Regions from separate parts of the Homo sapiens genome. Here region 1 is linked to region 2. The links are chromatin loops, found by intact Hi-C in ENCODE. Cell type or tissue: endothelial cell of umbilical vein. All regions are shown on one strand. Each heading gives the region's core, and the rest is flanking DNA. Links, peaks and the distances in the headings are about the cores only. Region 1 overlaps FRMD4B (FERM domain containing 4B). Region 2 overlaps FRMD4B (FERM domain containing 4B).

The links. Hi-C counts contacts between places; a loop is a spot of excess contacts. Peaks named below come from ENCODE experiments on the same cell type or tissue, not always from the same donor. Only the 100,000 strongest peaks of a DNase experiment are listed, where the experiment ranks them.
Region 1: a loop joins it to region 2, with 4 times the contacts of the local background. A loop is called at or near these places in 9 of 110 quality-filtered maps.

The regions. Positions count from the first base shown.
Region 1 is chr3:69,211,185-69,214,104 of GRCh38, forward strand. All of the region lies in intron 11 of FRMD4B (FERM domain containing 4B), which reads right to left. Among named protein-coding and RNA genes, the nearest start is that of LMOD3, 90 kb to the left of the region's middle. In endothelial cell of umbilical vein, for the core only: no CTCF peak of the experiment used is centred there; a DNase peak (open chromatin) is centred at 1,467; H3K27ac peaks cover 1,950 bases.
Region 2 is chr3:69,305,255-69,308,174 of GRCh38, forward strand. All of the region lies in intron 3 of FRMD4B (FERM domain containing 4B), which reads right to left. Among named protein-coding and RNA genes, the nearest start is that of FRMD4B, 79 kb to the right of the region's middle. In endothelial cell of umbilical vein, for the core only: a CTCF peak has its summit at 1,320 (motif pointing left); a DNase peak (open chromatin) is centred at 1,317; H3K27ac peaks cover 260 bases.

The DNA of each region.
Region 1 (2,920 bases), core at 106-2,605, 94 kb before region 2:
ATCAGCTATGGTGCTAAATTTGTCCTCTAGGTCTTACAACCACCCTACACAGTTGGTGGCAATACCCTTGTGCAGATGAGAAAACCACTTTTAAAGAGAGATTAAACAACATGCTCAAGGTGGCACAGTAAATAGACACCAGGGGCAGAGGTTGGGATGTCTCCCAAACTCTTTCCCTGCATCACTGTACTACACTACACACTGGTTGAAAACAACTTGTTGGCACCCCAGACTGGCAAAAAAAAGCCATATAAATAAAAGACTTGAAGAGCATCTGCTGGATGCCCTGGGAGGTCAAACAAATACCTCCCTGCCCTTAACATTCACAGGTGATAACTGATACAGAAAGGTCTGAAGGTCACTGCTGGGAGATCTTGGAACAACTCCTTTTCAAAACAGCCTTTCGGCATCAGTTTTCTTATTCTTAGTACTTATTCTCAGTAAATTTCCCTTCTTCTGGCCTGCTTTTAAGCCACATAATTGTAACAAGACGGGATGTGGCTCAAGAGGCTGAGCACCTTAAGGCCTCTCATTATAGCCTTTGTTTCATTACAGTTTGCCAATTTGACCTTCATTCCTGCTGGTCCATTGGTAAACTTGCAGCCTGCACAGGTCCACACAAACAGCTGAAGCATGATCCTCCTTTAATAGAAGGCTGTGCTCATGGTCCTTTAAATTATGCATTCTTTCATTTGTGCAAACTAGGCCAGGAGAGGGACTTGTAAAACAGCCTCAATCCTTACATTGTCTGGACATAAAAAATAAATATATGGAAGCAAAATCCATTGTCAGATTTTAACAAAAGAAGAAAGGAAGAAATAAACAATGGCACAGAGTAGACACCCCCCAAAAAAAAAAACGGAGAAAGAGAAGGCAAGAAAGTGATAACATGGGCCGGGCATGGTGGCTCACGCCTGTATTCCCAGCACTTTGGGAGGCCCGAGGCAGGTGGATTGCCTGAGGTCAGGAGTTCGAGACCAGCTTGGCCAGCATGGTGAAAACCTGTCTCTACTAAAAATACAAAAATTAGCCAGGCATGGTGGCAGGCACCTGTAATCCCAGCTTCTCGGGAGGCTGAGGTAGGAGAATCACTTGAACCCAGGAGGTGGAGGTTGCAGTGAGCCAAGATCGTGCCATTGCACTCCAGCCTGGGCAACAGAGCGAAACCCCGTCTCAAAAAAAAAAAAAAAAAAAAAGAAAAAAAAAAAGAAAAAAAAGAAAAAAAGCGATAACAAAAGATGGACTGTGTAGGGTCTTTTTAAAAATGGAGTGGCATGTTTTGGAACTGAAATAAAAAAACCCTGCAAATCCAAAAAAGGAAGTAGCTTCTGACCCTTTTCTAGACTCTGGAATGAACAAGCAAAACTGATTATGATCAGTGTCAAGAAGTATTTGCCAATTTCTATGAAACTGTGAACGTAAAGAAAGGCCTGTGAGTCATAAGTACAGGAGAGGAAATTAACTGCAATATTTACTGTGCAGATTCTGATTCACTACTGTTTTGGGACAAAGCCTGGTTGCTGTTAGCAGATGCATTTACATTCTGCTGGAAGCTCAATCTTATCAAGCCACATTAGCTAATAAATTACTTGTGAGTTGTCCTAATATTTTACATGGAAGATTCAGAAAAACCAGTAAGACTCCTGAGTGTTATTTCTTAAGTAAAATTCAGAAGAGAAATAAGTTAGCAAAAAAATCTCAATACAAGTGAGGTCTACCTTAAGAAAACATGATAGACAGCATTTTGGTCTTGCAAAATAGATAAACTAGGGTAAGGTATTTGTTTGACTGGGTTTTTTTATTATGCTCTGCAAACTCTCTCCACTCCTACAAATGGAAACAAGTATGATGTCCATCAAAAGTGAAGTGGTTAAATAAATTATGTATTTCCACATCATGAAGCACTAGGCAGCTTTAAAAAAGTGAAAAGAAATCGGTTTATAAGTGAGCTAGAGAAATATGGCAAGGTATGAAACACTGTATATATTAGATTTCTCTGTCTTTGTAAATGCTTAGAATATACACTGACAAAATCTAAATGAACTGGTACCATTTTTTTAACAGTTGCTGGTTGTCATGGAGGAAAAATGGGGATTGCAGAAGACTTCTTCCCCTAAAGCATTTTTTTGTAGTGTTTGCTGCCATTTTTTCTTCCTTGCCCTCATGAGTATTTCTTACTCTGGGTAAAAAAAAAAAAAAAAGCTAACAATAAATAAAATTGATTTTAAAAAATATTTGAAAAAATTGGGTATCCTTCATTTCTAATATTATTGATTAGAAATTAGGTTTTAGAAGTCAATTTTGAAATATAAGCAGGAACAATAGTACTTATACTCCTCCTGGAAATTAATTAAGTATTCCTTAAATTGATCTTGGTCACAGAGCTTATAGAATAAAAATGTTAACAGTATGATTACAAACATGCTCTCTCATTGTCCTCTACTGCTTGTTGAATGATGCGCTGTTGTTTTCATTGATTTTTTTTTTTTTTTTTCTGACACAAGGTTTTGCTCTGTCACCCAGGCCGGAGTGCAGTGGCATGATCATAGTTCATTGCAGCCTCAACCTCCCAGGCTCAAGTGATCCTTCTACCTCAGCCTCCTGTATAACTGGGACTACAGGCATTTGCCACCATGCCTGGCTAATTTGTTAAGTTTTCTTTTTCTTTTTTTTTGTAGAGATGGGGTCTTGTCACATTGCTCAGGCTGGTCTTGAACTCCTGGCCTTAAGTAGTCCTCCCATCTTGACCTCCAAAAGCACTGGGATTACAGGCATGAGCCACCACCCTCGGCCTTATCAATAATTTCTAGTAAGAAGCCTCAACGCCCTACTAGCCTGATCCAGGAAAGCTGGATCAGTATTGGAGGTGGGTGGCAGAGGGGATATGGCTTTCCCTAATCTACCCTTTTGTGTTATCTGT
Region 2 (2,920 bases), core at 138-2,637:
AGGTTAAATGCCGGAAAGAGTGTGTCTTTGTTTCCATAGTTACAAGACAAGGCTTCTGATACCTGTTTCCAGCTTTCCTTGCAAGAATATTATAAAGATAAATAAGCTGATTAAGTAACACAAGGGAAGGTCCTTAGAACTACTGCTTTTGTGTGTAAAACAAAATAAGATAGGAGACTGACGTTAAGAGAGTCTTACACTCTATTTCATCAAGTTTAGGATGCCACTGATATAAAGACACATCCCAATTTCACAGACGTTTAAATGTGTGTCTTAAAATACATAACATATTTGATAGTATCAGATCTCAAAAGTTTTCTTAGGAAAGATGCATCATTTTAAAAGCAAAATAGGCTAGACATGGTGGCTCACACCTGTAATCTCAGCATTTCAGGAGGTTGAGGCAGGAGGATCACTGGAGCCCAGGAGTTCAAGGCTACAGTGAGCTATGATCATGCCACTGCACTCCAGCCTGGGAAACAGAGAGAGACCCTGTCTCTGAAAATAAATTGAAAGCATAATGTATATTTGTATGAACTTGCATGGAATGGTGTCTATGAATGAATGAAGCAAGTTGTACAATAGCATATACAGCATAAACCAATTATGTTAACCACAGATGCACATTCAAAACACTATTAAATATTGATGAACATTTTTAGATATATTTCTGGAGAGTCACACAGCAGCTTGCTAGTACTGGTTACCTCTGTGGAAGAAACTACAGTTGCAGTGGGAAAGTAATCAAAAGGGACTGGACTCAACCATGACATTAAAGAAGATATTCATGCATATATTATAAGAAATAGTTTTTTAAAAGGATAAATTACAAATTAGATTTTAAAAAATCCACCCACAATCTCATCAATAGGAAAAAGTCTAGAAGAATTTTTTAAAAAATGCCCATAATTCTACCACTGAAATATAAAGGTTACTTATTGCTTATAACTTGCTTTTGTCAAATTTTCCCATCAGCAAATATAATAGATCTAACCAATATCTTAAAAAGACAATCATATCTACCCCTCTCAGGAGTGCAGACCAACCACAAAGCAAGTTTTATTTTTGGCTAGAATTGCATCAACAGAAGGCCCATTGTCACAGTCCCATTGGAAGGGACAGTGATCAAAAGTCACAGTTGTGTTGTAAAGTCTATCTGTTATTTCTTGGTAAACAAAGCTTATTTAGCAAAGCCTTTCAAAACATGAGAAGGCAAAACAAAAAGTGAAATGGGTGAAGAGATGGAACCACTACGGTGACCTGAAGGACTGGTGCCTCAGGAGGGCCGTGACTGCCCTCTAGGGGTGAAAGACTAACTTTGCACACAGAGCTGCGCAAGGCCCTAACAAGCGTAATCTCAGAAATGCTATCCCTCTCCCAGTAACGTGACCTTGAATCTGTGGTTGTTGGTCATCATCACTGCTTTTATTGCGTAATTGCCATCTATTTTTCCGTTTCTCCTCTTGGCCTGTGGATGAGTTGTAGACAGTAGCTACTTTCATTGACAAAATGTTCCTTTCAGCTTTACCAAAGACAAAAGACGCATGTGGCATCTAGGCTGGAAAATAAACTCAGACGGCATCCTGGGAGGGCCCTCACTCAGTGGTTTTACGGGGGCGAAGGGAGGCAGGAGGAAAGTGCTGAAAGAAAATACTTTCCAAAAATATTTACCAAAGAAAAAGAACTAGGCTTGTGACCAAGACATTCCAAGGAGACACCCTTAGACATAAGCAATATTCCAGGCCCGCTCCCCAGAAAGGTAGAAATGGCCAATTTCCACCCCCTCAACAGCCCCGCTCATACTTCTTCTGAAAATAAACACGACTAGAGCCAGGAGACACCTCCCCAAACTGGTCATAATTCAAAAAGAGACTCTGCCGTCACTTGCCGGGGAGTGCACAGAGGACATTGTGGAGCCGGGGTTCTTGGAAAGACCATGACTATAGTTACCTCCTTTGGTTGAACCAAAGGAGGTAACTGGGAAAAAGGCTGTGTGAACCATTCTTCTCCCAGCGTAGTTTTGAGAAAGAAATCTCAGGGCAGACAACAAGAAGGGTGGCCCAAATAACTGAAGGAAGTCATTCCCATTATTCCTTTTCTTTTCCTTTTTGGACAGTGTCTCGCTTTGTCACCCAGGCTGGAGTGGCACAATCTCGGTTCACTGCAACCTCCACCTCCTGGGTTTAAGTGATCCTCATGCCTCAGGTGCCTGAGTAGCTGGGATTACAGGCGCCCACCACCACGCCCAGCTAATTTTTGTATTTTTAGTAAGACGGGGTTTTGCCGTGTTGCCCAGGCTGGTCACAAACTCCTGACCTCAGGTGATCCACCCTCCTCAGCCTCCAAAGTGTTGAGATTACAGGCGTGAGCCACCACACCCGGCCTACTATTTCTTTTCTTTCCGAAGAGAAGGTCTTACAGTCTGAACCCCTTACTTACGCACTGTCTGGTTTATATTCAACTGAGCTTGGAGCTTTTCCTGAAGCCTCCCATGTGGCCAGGACCCTCTTTTCCAGTCTGCCACAAACCTTGCAGTCTGAGGGACCTCTGACACTGCAAGTCAAAGCCGCATTCCTCCTCCCTATAACATCCTTCCATGGACTGGGTGTGCCTCCTCCATCTGTGTGACTAACAAGGCTCACCTATGATCTTGTCCCCACGATCAGGCCAACGTCTTCACCCTTGGGCAAATGTACCTTGTTCGTTGCCATGTTCATGCATTTGCCCACAAAATAACTCTTGCCTAGGATGTCACCTCTCATCTCCCCTCCCATCTATTTAAAGTCTACCTTACCTGCAAGATCCAATTTTAGTTACTCGTCTGTGTGACGCCTGCTCCAGTCCTCCTTCAGTTTCCTTCTTAACACTCCCTTACTGCAGTACATTGGGATGACAGCTCCCTTTTATTGTGGGCCGGTGC